Regions from separate parts of the Homo sapiens genome. Here all the other regions are linked to region 4. A link is a contact called in ENCODE Hi-C or POLR2A ChIA-PET data. All regions are on one chromosome and are shown on one strand. Each heading gives the region's core, a stretch centred on a gene start or an enhancer-like site at or near the end of the contact. The rest is flanking DNA. Distances are from core to core; before and after follow the strand shown.

Region 1 (3,433 bases), core at 671-3,170, 4.9 Mb after region 4:
AACCATATCACCATTTGTGATTTGCTCTTGGAAGTCACATGATATCACTTCCATTGTAGTCACAGGCTCACCCAGATTCAGAATAAGGGGACACAGAACCTCTCAGTGGGAACCATCTGTGGCACATTGTAAGAGGAACATGTGGGATGAGAGATGTTGAGGGTTCATCATCCTAAAACATCACTTTAATCCTGTCTTCCCATTACTGACCAAAACAAATTCTGGCATTAAAGGCACTCTACACTTAGGCCTCAAATGCCTTTCCTTACTTCCTGTATTATCTCCTCCATTCAGATCAGACCGAACTACTCAGTCACCCACACTTGTCAGACTCATTCTTCTCTTGCCCTTTTTCTCAAGGAATCCCTCTCTTGACCTGAGAAATTCTACCTCTCACTTAAAAGTGACTGTTCACTGAATTCCGCAGAATGAACTAAGGTGGCAGGCAGGGGCCCTCAGAGATGCCATAAGTTACACCACCTGAGGATGCTTTCAGAGCACCACCTGCGTGTGGCTCTTTGCCATCTTGCCTTGGCTCACTTCCCTGTGTGCTTGGAAAGTAGAGACGATAGGCGAGACCTCAAAATGTAACTTACTTCCAAGCTATCTCCTTTTCAAAGCCCAGATCCCCCAATAATTTTGCAACCAACATGAAGAGGAGTTTCTGCCCAGTGGGCTGCTTTTTGGGAGAGACTGTGAGCAGATGACTTCATATTAACCCAGATCTAGTCAACCTTCTAGCCTGAAAAAACCTAAAATGCATAGTAGATAGTTTACATACGGACCGAGGCTGAATGAGCAAAAAGGTGGAGAGATGGATAATGAACACAGAAACAAGTATGACAATTTCAGTAAAGAAGATAAAATGGTGCGAGTATATGCTGACGGTAGGGTATTGCTTTAACTGTGCTGGTCAGGGAAATCCTTTCTGACTGGTGAAAAGCAGAGAAAGAGACCAAGGTGAAAATTCCCCCAAAAGTGTGAACCTGATCATAATTTTTTTTAATTTAATTTTTAGAGCCAGTGTCTTTCTCTGTCACCCAGGCTGGAGTGCAGTGGTGCGATCATAGCTCACTGCAGCCTCCAAACTCCTAGCCTCAAGCCATCCTCCTGCCTCAGCCTCCCAAAGCGGTGTAATTACAAGCATGAGTCACCATGCTCGACCCTCATCATAATTTTTTTTTTTTTGAGATGGAGTCTCAGGCTGGAGTGAAGTGGCGCACTCTCGGCTCACTGCAACCTCCGCCTCCCGAGTTCAAGCGATTCTCGTGCCTCAGCCTCCCAAGTAGCTGGGATTACAGGCGTGCACCACACACCCGGCTAATTTTTGTTAATTTTAGTAGAGACGGTTTCACCATGTTGGCCAAGCTGGTCTCGAACTCCCGACCTCAGGTGATCCACCCGCCTCGACCTCCCAAGGTGCTGGGATTACAGGCATGAGCCACCCGGCCTTCCTCATCATAATGTGTATGTCCAAAATGTATGCATCAGCAGTAAAAGTGAAAGCCAGAATGAAAAAGGAAGGTGATGAGAGGGGTAAAGTCTCATGTGGTTGGAACCATTTTGGGAAACAGGACAGGAATGATAGCAATTAAGAAGCCGGTCCACACTATTTGCTATCCTAGGTCTGAATAGTGAAGAGAAAATGAAAGGAGAGCGCCAAGGGTAAGAGAAAGAAATTAGCTATTCCACCTCCTGGTTGGCTACTGTCTTCCTGCCCTCTTCCCCATGGCACAGCAACTCCTCCACCTGCTGAGGACCCTAGCCTAAGCTGCAGCGCCCCAGAGCCTCAGCACCCCCGCGACCCAGCTCCCACGAGGGGCACGGGTTCTAGCTCCGCCCCGCAAGAAGGACTTCCGCGTCCTCGGCCGTCCCGCTCCCCCCGCCCCAACCCAGCGGTTCTGCGCATGCGCGGGGGCCATATTAGCAGCGGTTATTCGGTGAGCGGTGGTGGTTTATTCTTCCGTGGAGTTAAGGGCTCCGTGGACATCTCAGGTCTTCAGGGTCTTCCATCTGGTGAGCCTTTGGCCCCTTGGGGCCCGCGGAAGCTTGGCCGCTTTCCCATTGGGCGGGGGTCGTGAACGTCAAGACAGTCGGTCCCGGCCTGCAGTTGCCGCCGAGGAGCCGTGGGCACGATGACTCTGCACCGCCTCCTCTGTGACGGACCGACCGCCGGGAATGGCCCCCGCCGGCCGCCGTCGGGGGCTTCCCAGTGCCAAGCCTGGACGCCGGGGCCCGCGAGGGGGCGGGCTGAGGGTGGGGGTCTGTGGGCAGGACCGAGAGTTGGGGTGGCTTCCGTCCTCAGGAGTTCGGTACGTGAAAGTTAGCTCTCCCGGAGGTGCCGGTGAACTCAAAATAGTGCTGTGCCCGGCGTCAGGCGTGGAGACAACAGAAAGTTGTGCTTAAAGCTCGAATCAGAAATCCCCGGCGAGTGTCTCTGTGTCCTCCCTGCTTCTCTGCTCTGTGCCATCCTTACTTTGCACCATTCCTATTGCAATTACCTCAACCAGTTCGCTGCCCTCGGTCTCTCACCAGCCAGAGTGATCATTTAAAATGCCAATCAGTTCCTGTGGGCCTTGGGAATCATTCAGAGGAGCCCCATTGGCTGAGAGATAAAATTCTGTTTTTACCTGGGCACGCGGGCTCTCCAGGATTTGATTCCAGCTTACCTTTCCAGTCTTGATTCCCTATATTCCAGTATTTGGAAATGTGGGCCTTGGACTGAGGCTTTACCAAATAACGCTGAACACCTAGTATTGCCTTTTGCACGAATGGTACTGATGGTGCCCAAGATAACTGCCTCCACCCCCAAGTTCAGGACCCAGATCACTCTCTGGAGAAGGCCTCAGCCTCTTGCCTTGGCTTTCAAGGCTCTGCGTGATTTGGATACTCGCTTAGCTCTTATTTATATATATTTTAAAAGCATCAGCAGTTTATCTCATGCCCACTAAACTATCCTGCCTCCGTACCCTTTGTTCATACTTTCTGCTCTGTGTGGAATGCCCTTCTTTCTTCCCCTGTTCTTTCTCTTAGACCCAAGGGTTCTCAGCCTTATTTCTGCCTCTCCCATCTCTGATTTACTTTCATTTTCTGTATCGATTTCTCAAAAAATACTTTCTTGATTCTTTCATCATCCCTTTTCCCACCCTACCCCCGGTTCCTCTTTCCACATTATAATCTATGACTGCCTCTCTCACCTAACTGCCAGTATTAGCTTTTCAGGACAGGAACTGGTTTTACACATTTTGGTATTCCAGCATCTAGCATAATGCCTGACACTTAGCTGAATAAAGGGAGTAAATAAAACAGATTTGTAAAGTCAGCAAATGCTTTTTAATTTGTGAATCTTATTTTAATGATGATCTGATTTTCTTTTTACAGGAACTATATAAAGTTCAGAAAACATGGTGAGTTAATACACATGCCAATAAAC
Region 2 (3,449 bases), core at 242-2,741, 3.5 Mb before region 4:
CCATCTCTCCCCGTCGGCAGCGGGGCTCCCATGCCTTTCACCAAGGGCCTCCCTCTCCCCAGTAAGGCGGGGGCGGGAGACAAGCCGGGTGAGTTGGGAGACTTCAGAGCGGGGCCGGGGACCGCGTGAACAGCTCCCCCTGGAACACAAGCAGCCCCCCGCGCCACTCGCGCGGAATTAACCTCCTCTCTCAACGGCGCCCCCCGGCCGCATCCCCCTTTGTGTGAGAGCACACACACAAACACACACACCATAAAGGTAGCAACAAGCAAAATGGAGGTGCCAGATAAACTGCCTCGTTTACCCTGCCATGATAGATGCTTAAATAAACCGAGTTGCAATTACTCACCGGATGTCTGCCCTGCGGATACATGGCAGGGAGGGGTCGTGATTCCGAGAGCGTGGAAGCGCCGAGAGCCCGGGCCGGGGAGGTGCGGGGGAGGGGGGAGCCGAGCCCGAGCGGGGGGCGGCCGGGAAACCGAGAGCTCGCCCCCGGCCCCCCCAGCTCGTTCTCGCAGCGAAATCCCAGAGTCGGGCGCCCGCCCCAAGTGGAGACAAAGAGCCGCGGAGCAGGCGGCAAAGTCGTCGGCGGGCGCCGGGGCCGGGCGGCGGGCGCGGGCTTTGTGCGCCTAGGGCTCGGCGGGCAGCGGCCGGCCGCCTTCCCTGGGCTGCGTCGAGCGCGTCAATGCCTGGGACTGCGCGGACATCGTCGGCTCCCCAGCAGGTCCGGCGCGGGGTCCCGAGGCCGGGGGCCCCTCCTGGGGCGAGCTCGGGCCCCCTCCGGGTCACTCAGCGGGTCGCGCCTGTAGGGGGGCGCGCCGGGGCAGCCCCAAGCATCCGGGGCGCGCGGGTCCGATCCTAGAGGCGTCCGGGCCTGGGGCTCGCGGCGAGAAGAGGAAGGAGGCGGGCTACGAGGTGGTGGCTTGGGGCCGCAGGAGCGCCGGAGGGTGAGGGCGGGAGCCCGGCGCGGGCGCTTCGACGCCCCCCCTCGGAGAGGAGAGCCTGCTGTTCCGTCTGCTACTGCCGCTGCCGCCGCCGCCGCCGCCGCTGCAAGCCCTTCCCAGGGCCGGGGAGGAACTCCGGGCTCAGTAGGTGCAAATCAAACGCCCTGGCATCCTAAGTCCAGCGGGCACGGGAAGCCTCCGCAAAGGGTTCTCGCTGCTCCCAGCTTGAGCACCGCGTCCCCACCGAGGAGCGCTCAGCGCCACCGCCGCTGCCGCGTCGGAGCGCACAGGCAGGAGAGCGCTGGAGGGGAGACGCAGCCCGAGACCGGGGAGCTCTACGGCTTCCTTCCTTCCCCTCGGCCCGGCTCTCCTCTCCGCGCCCCGGCAAACCCCCAAAACACACACACCCAACACACACACACGCGCGCACGCACACACACACACACCAAAAAAAAAAGTGCCCCGGACCTACGGATACCACACACAGACAGGCGAAGGGGACGAGCACGAGGTCTGAACTGCCGCGAGAGCAGTTCCAAATAGGGACTGAAAAGTAACAAAATAATGTGGCAGCTTCGTCCGGCGCTGGCCAATGGGAGCGCGGGGCCCCCACGTGGGGCTGCGGGACTCGGCCTACGACTGGGTGCCGCTGGGCGCGACGTCACAATGCCCTCTTGTGTCTAAAACTATGCATGAAAAGTAGCAATCAGGCCCTACCCGCTGGTGACTTTCGCATGGGAGTGAAAAACAGCGCTCCTCAGATCAGGAATTAACCGAAAGACATATAATAAATAGATATATATTATAGTCCTGGGCTGCTCGAGTTTTTTTCCTCCTTTTTTTTCCCACGGTCTACTAGCAAATAATTATTTAGCGGGAGGAGGAAAGAGGGAAGACAGAGGAATAACAACAAAAGAAAATAAGACAAGCTGTACAATCTTCAAAACCTGTGGCTGGTAGTAATGTATCAGTTTATTCTGCAGCGGCGGCGAACGATTCCTCCCTCTAATCTCATTAGGTCTGCAAAGCAGCCCAATTAGATACTATAAAACAAACAATCACTTTGTCACTTTAATGTTTTCACTTCAAAAGATTTAGGACTGATAAAACGGTGGCTCCTAAAGTTGCCTCCGACCTTTAAAAATTTGCTCGGAACTCAGGATGTCCCCTTTTCTTCACCCCTTCTTCTGCCCGCCTCCCCCACATTAGCCCCCAGCTCTCCTTTGTTCACTCGCCCTTCTTTTCAGAAAGCCAAATAAACAGCTCCTTTGATGTGCGGCGGCTGCCTGCGAGGAGAAGTCTGAGGGACTCTGGCTAGGCGGGCAGCGCAGATGGAAGGGCCCGGCTGCCCGTGGACAACAGGCTCAGCCACGGCTGGCCCCATTCGGGGCGCCTTCCCCGTGGGCACAACTTCACCCTCGACGCAGCCTCGCCGCGCGGGCTCCTCACTGCATCCCCAGGCTGAGGGGGTTGGGGATGGGGTCGGGACCCTGCTCGGCCGAGGCCCGGGAACTCCGAGTTCCCACCTGGTTTGCTCAGCCTGCTCCCGGCAGTGCCACGGCGTTGGCGGAAGCCTGTAGGTGTCTCGGTCGCTAGCCTGGACACTCCGAGGGACGCGGACGCTCCCCCGCTCGCTCGCCCCGGCCCCGGGCCCCCCGGACCCCCCGCTTGGTCGCACAGGCCACTCGACTCCGGGGCCAGCTTGCCCGCAAACCGATGGCCTCGCCCTCCCGCGCTCGGGGTTACGGCGGGGCAGACGAGCAAGCAGGGAGTGGACCTCAAAGCGCGCACCGCCCGGTGGACGGCCAAGGCGGGACCCCCGGGGCCCTCCCCGGCAAGTCCGCGAGCCCGCGCGCGAGCCGGCCGCGCGTCCCCGGATCTATATTTTCCCCTCATTAGGAGCCGGAGGTTCGCTTTTGCATCTTAATGAGGAGCTGAGAGCTAGCGGGCGCTCGGAGGCCGGAGCGCGGGGAGTTACACGTGAGCACCCGCCTCAGAACTGAACCTCCCCGCGCCCGCTCCGGCCGCCAGCCCCGAACCGCGCTCCCCTCTTCATTTATTTATTCTCCTAAATAAAAACATAAATCGTGTTTCGGCGCGCACCGAAGACGGGGGAGGGAGAAGCCCGGCTCGACAGATGCGAGCATCTGGCCGCAGCATTCATTAGAAACAAAATGGCTCCTCTTTGGCGCTTCCTTTCCCCCTCCCCCTTCTCTGCCCTCCCCCTTACGTCACGGGTGGGCGCACCCGCTTCTTACTCGCCCCGCCCATTTCTCGCTCCAGCCCCACGTGGGGGACGCCGACCACGCCTCCGAGCAAGGTGCGAGTCACCAATCACGGACCGCCGAAGGGGCTCTTCGTTGCTGATTGGCGGAGCTGCTGGGCCCTGTCAGTCCGCGGCCAGAGCTGTCAGTCAAAACCACGCGGGGTGGGGGAGCGCTGACAAATGCCGAGGCTTCTGAGCCTCCCGCTTGCAAATAGTGCTTGGAATGGCTGCTTAATTAG
Region 3 (3,014 bases), core at 28-2,527, 4.5 Mb before region 4:
GTTTGTGGGAGAAAGATTTAGGTTAGAGGAAGAAATTAATAATGGGGAAAGAAAGAATAGCTGAATAAAATCTGGGAATGGCTGGGATCCAGGGCACAGGTGCAAGATTTAACCTTGAGGAGAAAGGGCACTTCTTGCTGTGGGTGAGGGAGTGAAGAGGGTAAGATGAATGAAGGTACAGGATAGGCATAATAATGAAGAGCCTGGATTTAAGGGTGAAGCCACTGGCTCACATTATAGAGGAAAGGCTAGGAAAGCCGAATTTTCTGGGGCCAGGTCCAGATTTAATATATTTAAGTATAACAGTCTTAATTCATTCCTTTCACCTTATTCAGTGCCCTGGGTGTGCCAAATACTACTGGGCACTGGGGTCTACAAAGGTACGACTTTTCATGTAATGTTGGAATTTGTTATGTTGGTAACTCGAGATTTGCATATATTTAACAGTCTTAATTCATTCCTTTCACATTATTCAGTGCCCTGGGTGTGCCAAATACTACTGGGCACTGGGGTCTATAAAGGTACGACTTTTCATTAATTTTGGAATTTGTTATGTTGGTAACTCGAGATTTGCTTTTCATTCTTCTGGAAGGCTGTATGTAGAAATAAATACAGTCATCAGACGAGTTCTTTGTCAGACCAGATGTCCTGGGTTGGGGTTTGGAAAACATGGGCATCTTAACAATGGTGCCCTGTTTGAGGTGGAGAGGGAGGAGAGGCCCAAATCGGGGAAAGGAATTAAATGGAGGTTTAGACGCGGGTAACCGGAGTGGGTGGGCCTTCAACCTGGAAGATGGGAATCCCCAGCGCACTTCGGGCAGCGCTGTAACCAAGGGTAACCGCACCTCGGTTTACACCGGTGTGAAGACCAGCCTCTTCCCCAAACCAGGTGTATCTACGGCGGCCTAGCAGGACCACACACAAGCCAAGCACGTCACGTCATTCGAGCTACCTTACCGCGAAAGTCCACTGCCTCCTACTACTTCTGGTCACTACTACCTTTGCTCACAGTTTATTAAGGAGGAGCGGAGAAGAAGAGGGGCGGAGAAGGGGCGGGGAGAATCACCTTTCCTTTTTTACAATTGGTCGTAGTAGACTCCGAGTCCTGCCGCCCGTCCTGCAGCCGACAGGCTGCCAGGACTGTCACTCGAGGAGCTGCCGCTACCGCCCCCCGCCGTGGCCCCGCCCCTTGCCGTGGCTGGGATCTCGCGGGAAGAGCTGCGGGCACGGCGGTGGCTCGGTCTCCCGGCTGCGCGCGGAGCGGGAGGGCTCTCCTCACACAAGCGCTTCCTTGCCGAGAGGCTGGAGCTGCGGCACCGCAGGCCTGAGCCACCCCTTCTCTGCTGTCTCCTTCTCTTCCTCAGGGCTCCCGTGTCTGCTCGCCCTCCGACGCTGCTCAGGTTAGAAAGCCCGGAGCGCGTCTCCGCTGAGGAGCGGTCGGGGAGCGGGGACACGGAGCAGCCGGAGCAGGCGGGCTCCTGACGGGGGCGGCTCTGGGGGCTGCGCGGCGCTGCCTGGTGGGCGCGAGGCTTGGCGGGGTTTGGGAGTCCGGGGGGCGAGGAGGCGGTGCAGTGGGATCCGGGCGCGGGCGCCCAAGGGCGGTGTAGCGGGTGCCGGAGCTCCCGAGGTGAGGGGGCAATGTATTAGGGATCCTGGGGGCTCTTCCGGCTTGGGGTAGGGGTGGGTGGCGGCACACGGGGTCCTAGGTCTTTGACGTCGAGGGAGATTTATCAGGGTCTTGAGCTTCTTGGAGGTGGTGTAGCGGGGTTCCGGGACAAGGGGTCTTTTTACCCGGGTCCCGAGCTCTTTGGGGCAGAGAATGCAGTTTAGCAAGGTTTACACCGGTGTAAACCTTGTCTCTGGAGGCAGATCATCGGGGTCTTGGGGGTTCTTTGAGCGGGCGTGGGCGTCCGTTTCGCATTGCTGGGATGAAGAAGCAGTGTGTCCGGGTTCTGGGGAGAGGGGTCTGTTCATCGGTGTCTCCGGGTGAGAGAGCGATGTATCCGTTCCGCTGGGGCCGGGGCCGCCTTGGGGGGTTGTTGGGGGCTGAGGGTGTGTAGCGGCGACCAGCGTCTGGCCGGGGTTTCTGCTTTGCCCGGAGCGGGGCGGTAACTTGGCATGGTCTCCAGTCTTTTGGGGGCGACGGGGCGAGTTAGCTGGCCCCCGGGCAGTCTCTCGGGGTGGGCGCGGCTCCGCAGGCGCTGGGTCCGCTGAGGGCGGGAGAGGGCTTTGGTGCTACCGCGCAGGCTGGGCAGCATCCTGAAACGTTTTTGTTCAGGTCTCCTTCTCTCTGGATGAGATTTACTCAATGCTTAGTTGGAGGATTGATCGGTGTTGTTGCCTAGTTGAAGAAGCAGTGCGTTTGTTCTGCAGTTTTCTTTTCTCTGCCCCGGGATCCCTGTGGGGGCGCGCTGGTCTCGCTGGAGCTCCGGGAGCTAGAGTGGCAGCACCTTAGGTGGGCGTTTGGTCTGCAGGTTCTTTAGGAGGCCGGTGTCCGCAGGTTGAGCGTGGATACAGCTCCTGAGCAACTGGAATCTGTTGAGGGTGGGGAAGACTGATTTTGGCTTGCTTTCCTAGGTGGTGGTCTGCTTTGCTCATCCTGCATGATTAGATCTGTTCTGAAGTCTTGCCTGAGTGAATGTTAGGCAGAGTCGGATAGTGCAGGGAAGCGTGTTCTGTCTGGCTTCTTTCTGTCCTTTGAAAAGCATTTGTAGAGAGGGATAACGTCAAATTCAGCCTCCAGAAAACAATGGAATTTGAAATCCCAAAGCTAGAACTCTGCAAAAACGTTTTCTGTGACCTGTAAGGATGGTTAATCGAGCTTTTTTAGAGAATTCTGCTTAACAGTTTCATTGTATTGTAAAAGTGTATTTAGCCTTGGATATTACAGAGGTTTTGGTAACTAGCGTAGGCGTAGGTGGGATTTAAATAAAATGACTTGTATGTATGTGTATTGGTTAAAAAAAAAAACAGCGTATAGGTGAGAAAGCCTATGTGTTTGCCTGACATTTCTT
Region 4 (3,517 bases), core at 47-2,546:
CAATTAGTTGCAGCTATGTGTCCCTGTTTTCCCAAAGGCCCGACCAATATCATACAGCATTTGCCACATCCCAACTCCTCCCTTCCCTAATTTATCCTCCACACTGCAAACCAACATTACACCCCCGACTTCCTGCATTTTACTCCCTTCCCTTATTTTTCGTCTTCCCCCACCCCCATCTCTATACCCAGGCCTCCTTACTTCTCTAATAAATATTCCCCCACCTCAGTTCCAACCCTTTCCCTCCATCCTCTGCTCATTTTCCTCTCCTTATTTAGAAACTCCTTTTTGCTCTCCCAACCACTACCCTAGAATGCCCAGCACTCCACCCTCTTTAGCAAACCCAGCCCTCTTCCCCCAGCTCATTTGGAGACACTGCTGCTTCTCTCTCCAGGTCCCCTACTGCAGTCAACCCACTCCCTCATCTTCCCACCCACCTTCCCTCTATCCCTAGATCCAAGGTTCCCTGATTCTTTACCCCCTCCTTTGGTCTCTAGTACTCAGCTCACCATTAGTGTTCCTCAGGACTCTCTTCCCCCCAATTTCCCCCTTATTTTTAAGGATGTCACCAGTCCTACGGGGCCTCAGTAGAATCCTGGACGACCCCAGCTCCCGGGGGGCCTGACGGACACCACCATCCCCGTCGCCCGGAACACAAACGCCGGTCTTGTGCCACCCTCCCTAAGAGCTGCGCCCCCTCCTCATCCGCCCCCGCTACTCCAGCTCCCCACGTCGGCTTCCTCCGTGTCCCCTCGCCGACCCGGCACGACGAGCCCCACGACGTGGAGCCTCCGAGTGGGCAACACCTCGGGCTCACCCCGGACGCCCCCGCCGCTCGGATAGGAGCCTCCGGTCCTCACACCCGCGCCTCCTCAAACCCGCAGCCGGTACCTCCTCTCGGACCCGCAGCCCCTCAGACGCCCACTCGGCCCCCTTCCCCGAGCTCCAGCGTCTCCTCAGGCCAGAGCCGGGCCCCCTCCGGCCCCGGCGCCCCTCAACCCCCGCCCGGCCCGCCCCCGGCGCCCCGCTTACCGTTCTGAGCGGCGCCTGGCCCTGGGAGGAGGGAGCCAGAGACCAGCAACAGCGAGAGGGCCAGGGCGCTGGGCAGCGACGAACCCGACATCCTCCCTAGCAGAAGACCCAACAGCGAATGGGCCGGGGCCAGAGCCGGGGCCGGGGAAGGGAGGGGAGGGAGGGAGGGGGCGGGCGAGTGCGCGAGGGAGTGAGCGAGGGAGGCAGCCGCGGCTCGGCTCCGTCCTTCCCCGTCCTCCTCCTGCCGCCGCAGCGCCCAGGCCTCGCGAGACCTTCGCTCCGGGTCGTGGGCGGCTGAGGAGCGACCGCCGCAAGGATCGCGAGAAGAGGCGGCTCCGACGGAGACTCCCGCCCCGCGGACTCGGTGGCCCCGCCCCTGCAGAGGCTGATTGGCCTAGCGCGAGGTAGGTCACGTGCCGAGGGCGCCTCTGGCCATGTGACGGGGCGAGGCGGGACTCCGCTAGCTCTCTGGGCAGTGGGGAGCTGGGAAGTCCTTCAGTTTACTCCTCTGTGGCCCGGGAGCACCCATAAATAAGAGGAAGCTTTGGAACACAGTACATTTCCTCCACCCATCCTGCCTTTCATTTGTTAGCGCTCTTGGCTACAGAGTTTCATACACCGTGCCTCCTTTCCTCCTTCCTCTCTTTGTCCCCGTCCTGCTGTTTCTTCCTTCTGGACTTTGAACATAGACCTCTACTGGTAACTGGCTCCAACCTCCTTCTCTCATCTGCTGTTTTTTCCTTCCAGGAAAAGTGGTGCGCCCCCTGTGCCCCCGTTACCTTGTGCTTTCCTGCCTGGACATCTGCTCCCTTTGCCTGAAATGTCCTCCTTTGCCGCCTCTGCCTACTCCCCCTCCCACCCCACATCTGGGCCTTATTTTAGCTTCATAGACTCTCAGGGCCTGAAGTTCAGCTAGCCTAATTGCATGTTCATTGACACAATTCTACAAGGAAGTCGTGTATGAACTTACATGAAGACTCCTAAGAAGCGTCTTAATGCGGAAAACATTTATTGAGAACGTGCTGTGTGCCAGGCACATAGTGAAACCCACATGAAAAGGTAGTCCCCGTCCTCATGGAGTGCACTGCCTAGGCTAGCAGAGGAGTGAGGAAGGGTCAAATGGCCCCATAGGAAAGGATCTAGCAAAGCACTCTGGAGGGTGATTGGCAGTGTGGTTACTACTGTTTGCATAGAAGTTTGGGAAATGCTCTTTTTAGGGGTATTTTTTGTACTACCCTCAGGGCTTGTGGTTGGCAAAGGAATTTCTATGGCTTAGCTCATCCCTGACTCACAGCAGACGTCCTGGGAGTGTCTGTGGAAACTCTGAGGGGCCAAGTAAACAGTCCTGGTGGCCTGACTTGATTTAAAGAGAGGGTTTGGAGGACCTGGAAGAAGGAGACCCTCGCAATCTCTATCAAGCTAAAGTGGTCTGGAACTTTCAACAGGAACTGAACAGCTGGTGGTTCCAGACCAAAATTTCTAGCAAAGGCCAGGACCACTATGGCATGTTGTTGATTGAAGTGAAAACTATGTCCTTCAAAACCTCAGGTGTGTGAGTGACAAAAAGATTGGCATGTACCTTCATCTGGACAAAGGCCATTCTGCAGACAGCCCAGTAAGGAGGGCTACAGGGCTGCCTGTGGTGGGATCAAGATTTTCAGCTGATGGAAGCTTTGGTTGGATGCAACCATTCTGCCTCATTATAGCTGTAACAAATGTGGCTCTTTGATCCTTACAACAAGAGATTCTTACAAAATGATCATGGTCTTTTTGTGGATAGGGAAGCTGAAGCCAAAGGAGGACACGAACGGCTCCAGCTCTCAGAATGTTTGTATTAATCATTAATGCCAACAATCTGGTTTGCTTGTTAATAGACTCATGGTAGAAGTGCATTTTCTTGTCCCCTTGAAGTCGGGAGTGGCATTGGATGTGCTTGGGTCAGTGAAATGTGTAAAGTAACATGCATTGCTTCAAGCAGAAGCATTTCATTTCCAGTTTAGACTCTTTCCCATACTCTTTCGTCTTGGTAGTGATTACTGATCATGACGATGAAAGCATATATCAAAACGAACCTTGTGTCAGCATTAGTCCCTGAGTTAGCATAATAAGCTTAACCCCCCTGCTAACCCATACAGAACAGGTACCCTCTGTTGAATTAAACTGTGAGATTCAAGGGGTATTTGTTCCTGTGACATAACATAGACTGTTCCGGCTAATGGAAAGATGAAATTCAAGTCCACAACACCAACATTACCATCCAGGAGCTCTGTCATCTTAGGCAAATGACCTAATCTCTCTGGACCTTATTTTCTGTCAAATGGTGCTAATGATAGCACCTACCTTCCAAGATTATAGAAGGAATAAATGAGTAAATTTATGTGCAATGTTTAGAACAGTTTCTGGTGCATAGTAAACACTCATGTTGATGTTGATGCTGCTACTACAATTCTGACTCCAGCTTTGTATTCTTCTTCTTATCTCATGC
Region 5 (3,513 bases), core at 665-3,164, 4.8 Mb before region 4:
CCGCCCTGCGCGCCATAAGGCACTCGCACGTCTCCAGTCCACAGCTGCGTTAAGGCGGGGAGGGGGTAGACAAAAAGGATCTTGTTTTCAAAAGTCTCACTCAGGTTTGGGGGAGGAACTAGGGAAAAGAGGAAGCGAGGCCTGCCTTCGCCGGGATTCGGGTTTAACGGGCTAGAGGGGCGACAGGCCAGCGCACGGTGCTGCCCAAACTCCCAACTCCATGGAGCTCGGGCCACCGAGACTGGGGGCGTCCTCCCGCCAGCGCGTCCCCGGTCCCCCCAAGGGGCCAAGAGGGGAGCTGGCCAGGGTCTCCGCCCCAGAGCCGCCAACTCGCCGAAAACACTCAGGTTTGAAAGCGAGAGGGAGGCAGAAATAAAAACCAGCGTTCGAGTCACCCACCCTCACCTTCCCCCTCCTCAGGGGTAAGCTTTCGCTCGAGCCTCGCGATTCCCACCCGTGTAAGTTTCCTCCGGCCGTGCTCCCGCCGCTGCCCAATCAATAACGGCGGCTAGCGGGCAAACTCCCATCCTAGAGCTGCGTGTTTGCCATGCCCGCATAAACGTGGACCCAGCCAGTACCCACCACGGGCGCCAGCTCCGGGCAGCTCGCGTCCTGACAAAGTTTCCCGTGCCCATTTATTAAGCAGGCGCCGAATGGCTGCCGACAAGCCCAGCACTGAGAAAGACGGGCCGGGGGTTCGAGCTGGGGGGCACCAGGGCCCAAAGGCTGGCATCTTGGGGAAGCCGGAAGGAGCTGGGGCGAGGGGGCACCGGGACGTAGCCTTTGGGCAACTTGCACCAGCGATCGCTGGAGGCAGGGAGACGCGGGGATTATCTGTGCCTTAGCACGTTCGAAAATCCCTCCCCCTCCTTCTAATTTATCCTCCCTTCGGAAGGAAAGGAAGAAACATCAGCATCTGGCCCGAAGGTGGGGTGGAAAGAGTGAGGGAGAAAGAGGAGGAGAGGAAGGGAGGCAGAGAAAGGGAGGGAGGGAGAGAAAGGGCGCGTTCACGAACACTACAAAGTTACAAATATGGCTCCCCCGTCTCTCGCCTCATCACTGCAAAGAAATGAAGACGCACTTTAAACTCCAGCCATTCCCAACTCCGCTGCAGCCCCCTCCCCACGCGCTCTCCCCGGGGGCCTCGGCCCACATTTATCAGAAACTAAACCGGACTCGCGAAGCCCCAAACTTATTGTGTGTGCGAGCGAGCGAGCGAGAGAAAGGGAGGGGGGAGGCGCGGGAGGGGGGCGGAAGGGGGGATACATTTATAAAATGTAAAACCCCCTTTTTTTGTTGTTAAATCCAGGAGGCAGCCCCTCTCCTCCTCCTCCCTCGTTAATCTTCCCCCCAGACGGAGTCACGGGAGCAGCGATCTCCGAGGGTGATTTCGCCTCATTCTCTCCGACCCAAACGCGTGCGCCCGCCGGCCCCCGATGGGTGCACACTCGCACGCACACTCTCGCACCCACACTCGCACACGCGGGAGCACACGCACAGGTAGTCACACACCAAGGGCAGCGGCGGCGGCAGCCGGAACATGCTCGGATGGCATTGCAACCCCCCAGCCTTGCCAATTCGCTTGCAGTCCGACCCCCAAACCCGCACCTCCCGGGCGCCCCCCCCCAAAAAAAGTGCCTCCCCCCAGCGCGCACACACACACACACACACAAAGTAGGAGAATGGACCGACAGAGATATTTTTGGCAAATGCTCACATCAGAGGGCGTCCTGTTCCGCAGCTCTAAATGAATCCGTCTGCCCATCTCCATCTCTCGCGCTCTCTCTCTGCAGAGGCTCCCGCGCCGGCGGAATTCAATCAATAAACCCCGAACCCACGGCCGCGCGTTTTAGGACTTTGAAGGCTCAACCAGCTCCGCTCGGTTCTCGAGCCCCCAGCACCCGCGGCGCACACTAACCTGATCGCCGTGGAGGCGGGATCTGCGGCCCCATGGACGAGCGGCAGCGGCCCGAGCCAATCGCCGCCGAGGGTCTCCGGGCAACAGCCAATGGCAGTGGCGGCGGGGGGGGGAAGGGACCAATGGGCGGGCTGCGCAGCCGGCCAGGGAGGCTCGGCCATTTGGTAGTGGTGCCGGAGACGGACCCCTTTAGATTTCGGGGCGGCTGAGGAGCGCGGCGGCTGCTCTGTGGCTGAGTGAGGGGGGTGGGCGGAATGGCGGGGGAAGGGAAGGTGACTGTGCCTCGAGGGCCGAGCCGCCCGGCCTTGCCAGCCAGCCGCCGCCTCAGCGTTCGGCCGGGGGCGGGGCCGCAGGTGCGTTCTGCGAGGGGGAGGGGCGCGGCCGGAGGGGTCGGGTCGGGGTCCCCGCCCGGCCGAGGGCTTCGCGGGGCGGCGCGACGGGGTTGCGGAAGGAGGCGGGCGGCTTGAGGTCCGGGGACCGCGGGCTGCCCAGCGGGAGGGCAGATGAAAGGCCTGGAAGGAGGAGAGGGGTCAGGGTGCAATGCCGGGAGGGGCTCGTCGGGTCCCGGGTCCGGCGGCTCGCGCTGGGGAGCGTGGCTGCCCCCGTCACCCCCACCGCGGCTGCCCAGCAGCCCGCGCGCCCCTTCCCCTCCGGCCTCGTCCCTGTCAGGCCGCCACCATCGCCACCCTCGTATACATAAGTCAGTAAAAGCAAGATGCTTCCACTTTTGGATGACTTACCGCGCGGTCGCGACCCTTCCCACGAAGAGGCTTTTCACTTTGCTGTCATATTAGGTCAGCTTGGAAGAAGTGATCACCAAGAGACACCCAAGATCTTGTTTAGGCAATAAATGAATGAAGACCATGGATTAAGAACCGTTGCTAGATATGTAGAATATTAAAAGGTGGAAAAGGAAGGTGCTCATAACTCCTGGTTTTCTGGACCAAACATAATTTCTGGGCTTTATAGACCTAGTGAAAGAGAACGGCGCACGGTTTATTCTAATCGTCCACCTGAGTCATTCGGTTCGGTTTGGGTTGCCAAGGAGGCTCTAACTGGAGCCCTTTCTCCTGGTTTTTCGGCGTGGTTGCCTTGGGTATTTTTGAATCACATTAAGTTTTAAGAGACCTTAAAGCCCCGATGCCCACTGGGTTACCGACTTACGGCACTAAGTTGGCTGCCTGTGGCTGTTAATAAACCACGGGGATTGTTGTCAACGAGGACAGATACATCCTTACCTTTCCACACGACTGTATTTTAGTGTTTGTTTCTACATGTCTGCACTCTTCCCCACACGCCTCAAGGTAGTTTTTCTGGATACATATGTTTATTTTTCAGGAACAGGAGTTCAAAGGAGAGATAAGCCAGTATGTATGTTGCAAAGTTAAAATACTGTTGCATAATAGCAATCCAGTTTCATTCTTAGACATACGAAGTTGAGGAGGAAATAAAAAGTGACAATGTAAATAAAACACATACAGAATGCTTACACTGGGGAAGAAGCTGTAGTAACTTTAATATTGCAACCTGATGGATTGCAAGTGTAAAGCCCTGCAACTAAGGATTTTACTCAGTAAATTCTTTCAGATAAAATG
Region 6 (3,229 bases), core at 153-2,652, 4.8 Mb after region 4:
GTGGAGGCATCCCATGGGTACTAGGATATACACCTCCGGGTTTAGGAGATAGGCTCAGGTCACAGGCAGACTGGGAAGCATCAACATATTAACTAATAACTGAAGTCAAAGGAAGTGTGAGATGGGCCAGGGAAAATGGACAGAGGGAGGAGGTACAAGGCCAGAGCCCTGGGACACATTTAATGTCCAATATATTTTTTTTTGAGACAGGGTCTTGCTGTGTTGCTCAGGCTGGAGTGCAGTGGTGCAATCATGGCTCACCACAGCCTCAATCTCCTGGGCCCAAGTGATCCTCCCACCTCAGCCTCCTGAGTAGCTGAGACTACAGGTGCATGCCACCACACTCAGCTAATTTTTAAATTTTTTTTGTAGAGATAGGGTCTCACTACGTTGCTGTGTTTGGTCTTGAACTTTTCAGCTCAAGCCATCCTCCCACTTTGGCCTCCTAAAGTGCTGGAATTACAGGCATGAGCTACTGTGCCCATCAAGTGCCCAGTACATTTAAAAGCTGGGCGGAGGAAGAGGTCTGCAGAGGAGCCTGAGATCAAGCACCCTTAGGAGAAGAAACAAAAGTAGAGTCTGAAGTCACAGAAGCTGATGGAAGAGTATTTTTCAACAATGGGAGAGAACCAGTCAAGATTGAGATATGTGAGATTAGAAAGTGGAGTTATAGCTGGCCTTGGCTAAAGGCATTTCTGGGAGTGGAAGCCAGACTGGAAGAGGATAAGAAGTGGGTGGGGGAGAGCCGAGTATGAGCGACTCTTTCTGGTAAGTTGCTGCGACAGGAGATAATGCTGGGTAGGTGGAGAACACAGGGACCGGAGGAGCTGAGGCGGAAGGATGGAGAGGCTTAAGCATGTGTTAACTGCCACTGGGAAGAAGTCGGCAATCACGGAAGCTACCGGAGGGTAAGAAAAAATTCATTCATTCAACAGTTGAGCGCCTCCCACGCGCCCGATCAGTATGGCCGCCCCCACTTGAAAACACGCGTGTGGGCCGCCCACGTCTGACAAGTTAATGCAAGGCTTTATAGTTAGGGGAAAGCGGTTCTCCTTGAGCTCTTTCTCCTAGCAGTTCCGATTCCGACCCTGACTCCAACAGACACCTTGCGGGAACGCAAACACCGCTCGAATTCATGACCCCAATAGAAAACTTAAGGCCGCAACTAAGTAACGGATCGCTGCGAAGGCCAAACTAGCCACGCCAACGCCCCCACTGGAGCCTCCCCAGCGCTCCGCCCCCGCTCGCGAGAACAGCGGCGACGGCGCGAGAAATCGCTTTCTGGTTAGCTCCGCCCCTTCCCTTTCTTTGTTTTCCTGTCCGACGATCTCGCGGGAGTTAGGCGACAAATCCCGCGAGCGCAGACCCGGGGCTGGCTCTGCTGCTCTCGCGATATTTGCGCGAGCCTGCTTCCTTCTTTCCTCCCTTGCCAGTCCGCCTGTCTTCCTCCCCGTCTTCCCTGCCCGGCCTCCCCCTTCTTCCCCCGCTGGCCCCCTCCCCGGAGGGATAATATGGTCTCCGGCGATGGACGCCCCAAAAGCAGGTCAGTTTCGGGCCTCCGAGCTGGGTCTGGCAGTTGGAAACGCGCGCTGCCTAGGCGCCGAATTCCTTGCTTTTCTCGCCTGGAGTCGCTCGGCAGGCGCCCAGGCCCTCGGGGCTCGGGTTGTGCTCCCCTCGGGGCCTGCCTGCTGGGCCGCCCTTTGAGCCTAGGCCGCGGAAGCTGGGGCTCCCGATCCCCACCCTCCTGCGCGACACCCGCAGGGCGGGCCACCCCACCGCTGGCCTTGACCCGCACCCCTCTCTCTCCGGTGGCCGCTGCCTGCTGCCAGCGGCTTCCTGGCCCCCGTCAGCAACACCAGGGGCAGGGAGAGGCCCACCGTCTTCTCCTGCCCGCCCCCCATTGGCGAGCGATGAAGGCGGGGGCCTGCGTCTCCGTGTTCGGGTCTCACGCAGCTAGATGTTGATTCCACGGTCCAGCCTAAGGCCCCTCAGTCTCTCTGTGCCTCTGGAAGCCGAATGAGGGGCAGTCAAGGTTGAACATTGGTCAGTCAGTTCTCCGACCATTTATTGCACCGCTGTCTCCTCCCCCGTCCACCTCCCTCTACAAAAAAAAAAAAAGAGAAAAAAATACTATTCATTCTGAAAATGGGCTGTGCTTATGTTTTCTCCTTTTGGATGAAAGCCTTAACAATGTTGAGGGTCCTGGCCACCCACCGCTATGAGTCTGCACAAAAGATCTGAAGGTTCTTTTCAACCTCAGGGCTGCCTCCCCGCCACTGCCCCCTAGAATGTTGGGAGCTGAGGCACGTTTAAATGAGACCTCTGGATCTTTGACTTAGTAGTTCAGCTTCAGTTCGTGCAAAACCAGAAGACTTGTCTCTTTCGGGTAGAATATGCTAATTTCCTAGAGATTCTGTTACTTTTATTTTCAGTACTAAGCCCTGGTAAGGACTTAACTGAGAAGTTTTTTTGTTTTGGTTTATTGAATGCTCTGTAAAAATCCGTCTTTTAGTTTTTTTTTTTAATCAGTCCCTCTAATGTTAATTGTGGAATTCACAAATTCCTGTCTCTGCAGTTTTCAAGACATGTCTTTCCAAAACGTCCCCGTGGATTATTTAAATCATTCTTATTGTCCCTTTCCAGGTATTCTTATCACATTTCAGGAGTGAATTATCTTACTAGTTTTTACTTGACAAATTATGGTTTAGAACTATGCTTTCCAGTGTGGTGGATACTAGCCCTGTGTGACTTTAAATTAATCAAAATTAAATAAATTAAAAATTCAGTTCCTCAGGCACGATAGCCACATTTCAGGTGCTCAATAGCCACACGTTGCTAATGGCTACTTTACTGGACAGCTCAAACATAGAATATTTTTACCATTGCAGAAAATTCTATTGGATAAAGCTAGTTTCCAGGTATTTTCAGCTGAATAAAATATTTTGTTGCTGCATTTAATGAAAATACAATTTTTTTTTCAGGATACGCCTTTGAGTACCTTATTGAAACATTAAATGACAGTTCACATAAGAAGTTCTTCGATGTATCTAAACTTGGCACCAAGTATGGTAATGTTGCTTTACATTTTCTTGGGTTTGTTTAGTCTCTAATAATGAAAATGCATTTGTCAAGCTGAGCTGAAGAAATTTTAAATGTATTTCCACCGTATTGTAACAGGTACACCTACACATACCTATACCATTTTAAAAACTCCTCCTGGGACAACTTC
Region 7 (3,438 bases), core at 403-2,902, 3.8 Mb after region 4:
AATCTTTAACGTAGCCAAAGGAGGAAAAAACGAAATCAAGCTCCCAGACGGATGGTGCATGCGACGAGAGGGGAGGGGGCAGACGCGGTTCAGACGGCAAGTCCCCATCGAAGGAGGAAAGAAAAGTTGCAAGAACGGATGGGTCAAAGGGCAGAAAAGAAAAAAACTGAGCAGCCGAACCACTCACAACCCCCAAACGACCCCGCCAGCCCACACGTTCGCGGGCTCCCCAGCCGCGGCGCGAAGGGAGCAGGCAGGGAGCCACCCGGCTCCGTCCCGACGCTGCCGGCGAGGCTGCGCCGATGCTCCCGGGTGCGGGAGCGGGCTGACCGTGTGGACCCGGCAGGAGCCAGAGAAGCCCCTCCTGCCCCGGCCTCCCCGCGTCCAGCTCCTCCAGGCTTCACTTTCCCCCGCAACCTCCCAGCCGCGCCCGGGGGCGTCCCTCGCGGCAGGTCCCAACTTTCCTTCCTCTGGGGGGCGTCGCGCTCCCGGGGCCGCCGCCGAGGGAGGGGGCAGGGGCGGCAGGGGGCGCGCGGCACCGGCGGGGCGCGGGGGTGGCCGGGGAGCTAGAGCCCGCGCCGGGCGGGACGCACCGGCCGCCAGAGCCCCGGCGGCGGCGCCACCCAGAACCCGCGCCGCCACCCAGAACCCGCGCCGCCCCGCCCGGATTCCCCCGGGTCAGCGCCCTCAACCCGCGGCAACCCTGGTCCCACAGACGGCGCGTGAGTAGAAGACAACCGAGCGGACGCGGACAGCCGGGCCGCTGTTACCTGAGGGGCGCACACGCCGCCGCGGCGACCACCATCACCGTCCGTCCCGTCCCCTTCCTGGTGACCACGGCCGCCGCCGCCGAGCAACTGACACTGACTAACAACAACTAACTAACTACTCGCCGCGGCCGAGTCCACCGCGCGCTCCCGGCCGCTCGCCGCCCGCCCAGCCCACCAGCCTGCCCGCCTCCTCTCGGCCCCGCGCGCCGCCCCTCCGCGCGCGCCCTCGCCCGCTCGCCGCGCTCCTGGAGCCGTGAGCACGCGCGCGCTCACGGGCCCCGGTCGTCTCCCAGGTCTCCCTCAGCCCCAGCGGGAGGAGTCACCGCCAGGCCCCTCCTCTCTGCCTTCCAACCTCCAGAGGACGAGACCTAAAGGGTGCCTGATTGGCTGCGGAGGGCGGGGCTAAGACAAGGGGCGGGGCTGCCGAGACCTTGGGCCCGCGTGAGGGAAAATTTGGGTTCGATTAAGCCGCAGAGGAAAAGACCAGGGGAGTCTGGGCCCATTTGGGCGTCGGGGCCCGCTAGGTCAGCCGTCATCGAATACAGAATATGTTTTCGAGGACGCTAATATGTAGTCATGACCAATTTCAGTTCTTCTACTTTCTGCGGGCCTTCGCAATAAAAAAAAAAAAACTACATCTCCCAGAAACCTCCACGAAAATAAGGCTCACCTTGCGTAACCACGTAGTCCTTCGCCGCATTGGGGCAAAATAATCCCTTCATTTTTGTGAAGGTACCGTGGAAAATATTTCATTTTTCTTCTCACCGGAGCAATTGTAAATGCTATGCGGTAAGAGGAGTTACCTGTGGAAAGGTGGTTAAGAGATTAGGTAAAGAAAAGGAAAGGACACCAAAATAAAGTGCTGCGGAAGAATTTTTGTCCAGCTGTGAGACGACGAGTGCGTGAAGTGAAGGCGATTGAGAGGGGCTGAGGGAATTGTCCTCTGTGGAAGGGACTTTCTTTTGGCCCTAGGCCCCTTCCTGCCCCTGTCGTCAGCAGGTCAGTAAGCAAGGCGAGCTTGGGGGTGGCCCCAGTCGAGATGCCCTTCACCCCTTGAAGATCACCCCTCTTTTGGTGGTGGTGGTACTGGTTTGTCTCAGTTGGAGGCCGGCTGAATGGGGGCGCCTCAACTTCCGGTTGGGGGAGGGGAGGAAGGCCGTCCTGGGGAGGGGGGACACCCTCACTTCCTGTGGGGGGGTGGTGATGGTTTGGGGGTGTCCGACCCACTTCCAGTGCTGATGAGGGCTTGAAAAGGTGGTGCTTGGTGCCATTCGCGGAGACATTATCTTGCAGCTTGGGGATTGTGTTTTATGTGAAAAGTTAGATTATTCCAAGTTGTGCTGAACACCAACCTGCAGTCAGAATTTATGAGTTTGCTTCCACGTGGAATATGGAGCATTTCCTCCCCAGCAAAATTGTCTGTGTTTTCTTCAAAGAATTCGAAAGCCCTTGTTAAAAATCTCTATGCACCTTTGCAAGACGACATAGCTTGTGTGACTGATGAATTGCCAACACCTGCACCCCTACTCAAGTCCAGCCTTGGCTGGGTGAAGTGTGGTGCCCTCTGCCTTGACATGCAACAGGAAATCTAGCTTCTCTTTTAAGGAGATAACTTTTTATTTAGGGGACTGAATATTTTACATAAAATCTGGGGCATTTTCATCTTAGCAGAATGAAAGTATCACACTGAAGTACTCAAATTTGAGGTTACCTTAACTGATAAAATTGACATCTTAAATTATTAGGACTGTTGATTTTGGGCTACAGGTTTTGCCCTGTGCCTGAGAACAGCTTCTTCAGCCTTAAAAATTCTTATGTGTAGCTTACACGTAACATTTTTGAAAGTTGTATTTTATTACATTTTCCTCCTTTGTAATTTAATTCATCACTGATTTTTAAATGGTATCTGTTCTTTGTGGTTTTAAAGTATAAAGCAAGGGTCATGAGACTCAGCTCAGATTCTAAACAGGAAAAAGTTGGCTCACAAAGGACAAAAGGTCAATAAGAACTTTCTGGTTTTCAGTAGCTCATTTTTAATAAACTATATGTGAGGCGGTAATAAACACTCAATAATTTTGATTCCTTGGTTCTGTTGTCAGATAACACAATACTTAGAAGGGTGTGTGTCTGTGTATTGAAGGAATCAATCTATTTGAAGCTTACTTTGTGAAATCTGAATGTTAGTAATTTTAGTATATATATCAGTGAACCTAGAACTGTATTGTCTTGCAAGAATTTTTGAAGTAATAAGGCCTGTGTACTTTTTCTTTTGGGATTGTACTTAATCTAGCCTCAGACTCTGCGATTATTTTAATTCTATAATAGTTTTTTTAAAAAGCTGTTTGGTCACGCCTGTAATCACAGCACTTTGGGAGGCCTAGGCGGGCAGATCACGAGGTCAGGAGTTCGAGACCAGCCTGGCCAGCATGGTGAAACCCCGTCTCTACTAAAAATACAAAAATTAGCTGGGCGTGGTGGCGTGCGCCTGTAGTCCCAGCTACTCAGGAGGCTGAGGCAGGAGAATTGCTTGAACCCGGGAGGCGGAGGTTGCAGTGAGCCAAGATCGCTCCACTGCACTCCAGCCTGGGCGACAGTGAGACTCCGTCTCAAAAATAGATAAATAAATAAATAGCTGTTTGGGTTAGGGTTCATTAGAAAATATGTTTTA

The links. Hi-C counts contacts between places; a loop is a spot of excess contacts on that map. ChIA-PET counts read pairs that join two places held with the same protein, here RNA polymerase II (POLR2A). Pooled maps may share reads with other maps.
Region 1: a pooled map shows a loop between it and region 4 (17-fold over the local background). The contact joins the promoter of PSMA4 here to the promoter of NPTN in region 4. A Hi-C loop is called at or near these places in 5 of 50 pooled maps.
Region 2: a loop to region 4 is called in a pooled map, with 12 times the contacts of the local background. The contact joins the promoter of TLE3 here to the promoter of NPTN in region 4. A Hi-C loop is called at or near these places in 8 of 50 pooled maps. POLR2A ChIA-PET finds 5 or more read pairs at or near these places in 2 of 52 experiments (BJ and GM12878).
Region 3: a map of B cell shows a loop between it and region 4 (14-fold over the local background). The contact joins the promoter of GLCE here to the promoter of NPTN in region 4. A Hi-C loop is called at or near these places in 1 of 168 maps with a recorded cell type or tissue (B cell), 1 of 37 single-sample maps with no recorded cell type and 4 of 50 pooled maps.
Region 5: a pooled map shows a loop between it and region 4 (14-fold over the local background). The contact joins the promoter of ANP32A here to the promoter of NPTN in region 4. A Hi-C loop is called at or near these places in 1 of 37 single-sample maps with no recorded cell type and 7 of 50 pooled maps. POLR2A ChIA-PET finds 5 or more read pairs at or near these places in 1 of 52 experiments (HepG2).
Region 6: a map of CD8-positive, alpha-beta T cell shows a loop between it and region 4 (15-fold over the local background). The contact joins the promoter of IREB2 here to the promoter of NPTN in region 4. A Hi-C loop is called at or near these places in 2 of 168 maps with a recorded cell type or tissue (CD8-positive, alpha-beta T cell and naive thymus-derived CD4-positive, alpha-beta T cell) and 7 of 50 pooled maps.
Region 7: a map of CD4-positive, alpha-beta T cell shows a loop between it and region 4 (8-fold over the local background). The contact joins the promoter of HMG20A here to the promoter of NPTN in region 4. A Hi-C loop is called at or near these places in 2 of 168 maps with a recorded cell type or tissue (CD4-positive, alpha-beta T cell and CD4-positive, alpha-beta memory T cell) and 7 of 50 pooled maps.

What each region holds. Positions count from the first base shown.
Region 1 is chr15:78,538,524-78,541,956 of GRCh38, forward strand. PSMA4 (proteasome 20S subunit alpha 4) reads left to right here and starts at 1,921. Exons shown (of 9, transcript NM_002789.6): 1 at 1,921-2,016; 2 at 3,382-3,407. The coding sequence starts at 3,405. RefSeq lists enhancers at 1,959-2,068, 2,177-3,069 and a silencer at 2,149-2,418.
Region 2 is chr15:70,096,426-70,099,874 of GRCh38, forward strand. It overlaps TLE3 (TLE family member 3, transcriptional corepressor), which reads right to left and starts at 1,492. Exons shown (of 20, transcript NM_001105192.3): 1 at 350-1,492. The coding sequence starts at 373. RefSeq lists silencers at 631-750, 761-930, 2,520-2,599, 2,670-2,819 and enhancers at 1,750-2,724, 2,812-3,449.
Region 3 is chr15:69,159,358-69,162,371 of GRCh38, forward strand. GLCE (glucuronic acid epimerase) reads left to right here and starts at 1,278. Exons shown (of 5, transcript NM_015554.3): 1 at 1,278-1,400. It also overlaps the pseudogene LOC100421574. RefSeq lists an enhancer at 940-1,440 and silencers at 1,138-1,347, 1,548-1,657.
Region 4 is chr15:73,632,093-73,635,609 of GRCh38, forward strand. It overlaps NPTN (neuroplastin), which reads right to left and starts at 1,297. Exons shown (of 9, transcript NM_012428.4): 1 at 1,033-1,297. The coding sequence starts at 1,123. RefSeq lists silencers at 814-1,073, 1,154-1,453.
Region 5 is chr15:68,818,981-68,822,493 of GRCh38, forward strand. It overlaps ANP32A (acidic nuclear phosphoprotein 32 family member A), which reads right to left and starts at 1,915. Exons shown (of 7, transcript NM_006305.4): 1 at 1,718-1,915. The coding sequence starts at 1,771. RefSeq lists enhancers at 32-613, 614-1,195 and silencers at 257-366, 1,867-2,116, 2,167-2,326, 2,397-2,456.
Region 6 is chr15:78,436,814-78,440,042 of GRCh38, forward strand. IREB2 (iron responsive element binding protein 2) reads left to right here and starts at 1,403. Exons shown (of 22, transcript NM_004136.4): 1 at 1,403-1,543; 2 at 2,982-3,068. The coding sequence starts at 1,525. RefSeq lists enhancers at 938-1,017, 1,088-1,147 and a silencer at 1,618-1,857.
Region 7 is chr15:77,419,236-77,422,673 of GRCh38, forward strand. It overlaps HMG20A (high mobility group 20A), which reads left to right and starts at 1,653. Exons shown (of 10, transcript NM_001304504.2): 1 at 1,653-1,769. PEAK1 (pseudopodium enriched atypical kinase 1) reads right to left here and starts at 869. Exons shown (of 10, transcript NM_001385026.1): 1 at 771-869. RefSeq lists silencers at 255-464, 475-644, 895-1,214 and enhancers at 1,665-1,714, 2,105-2,154.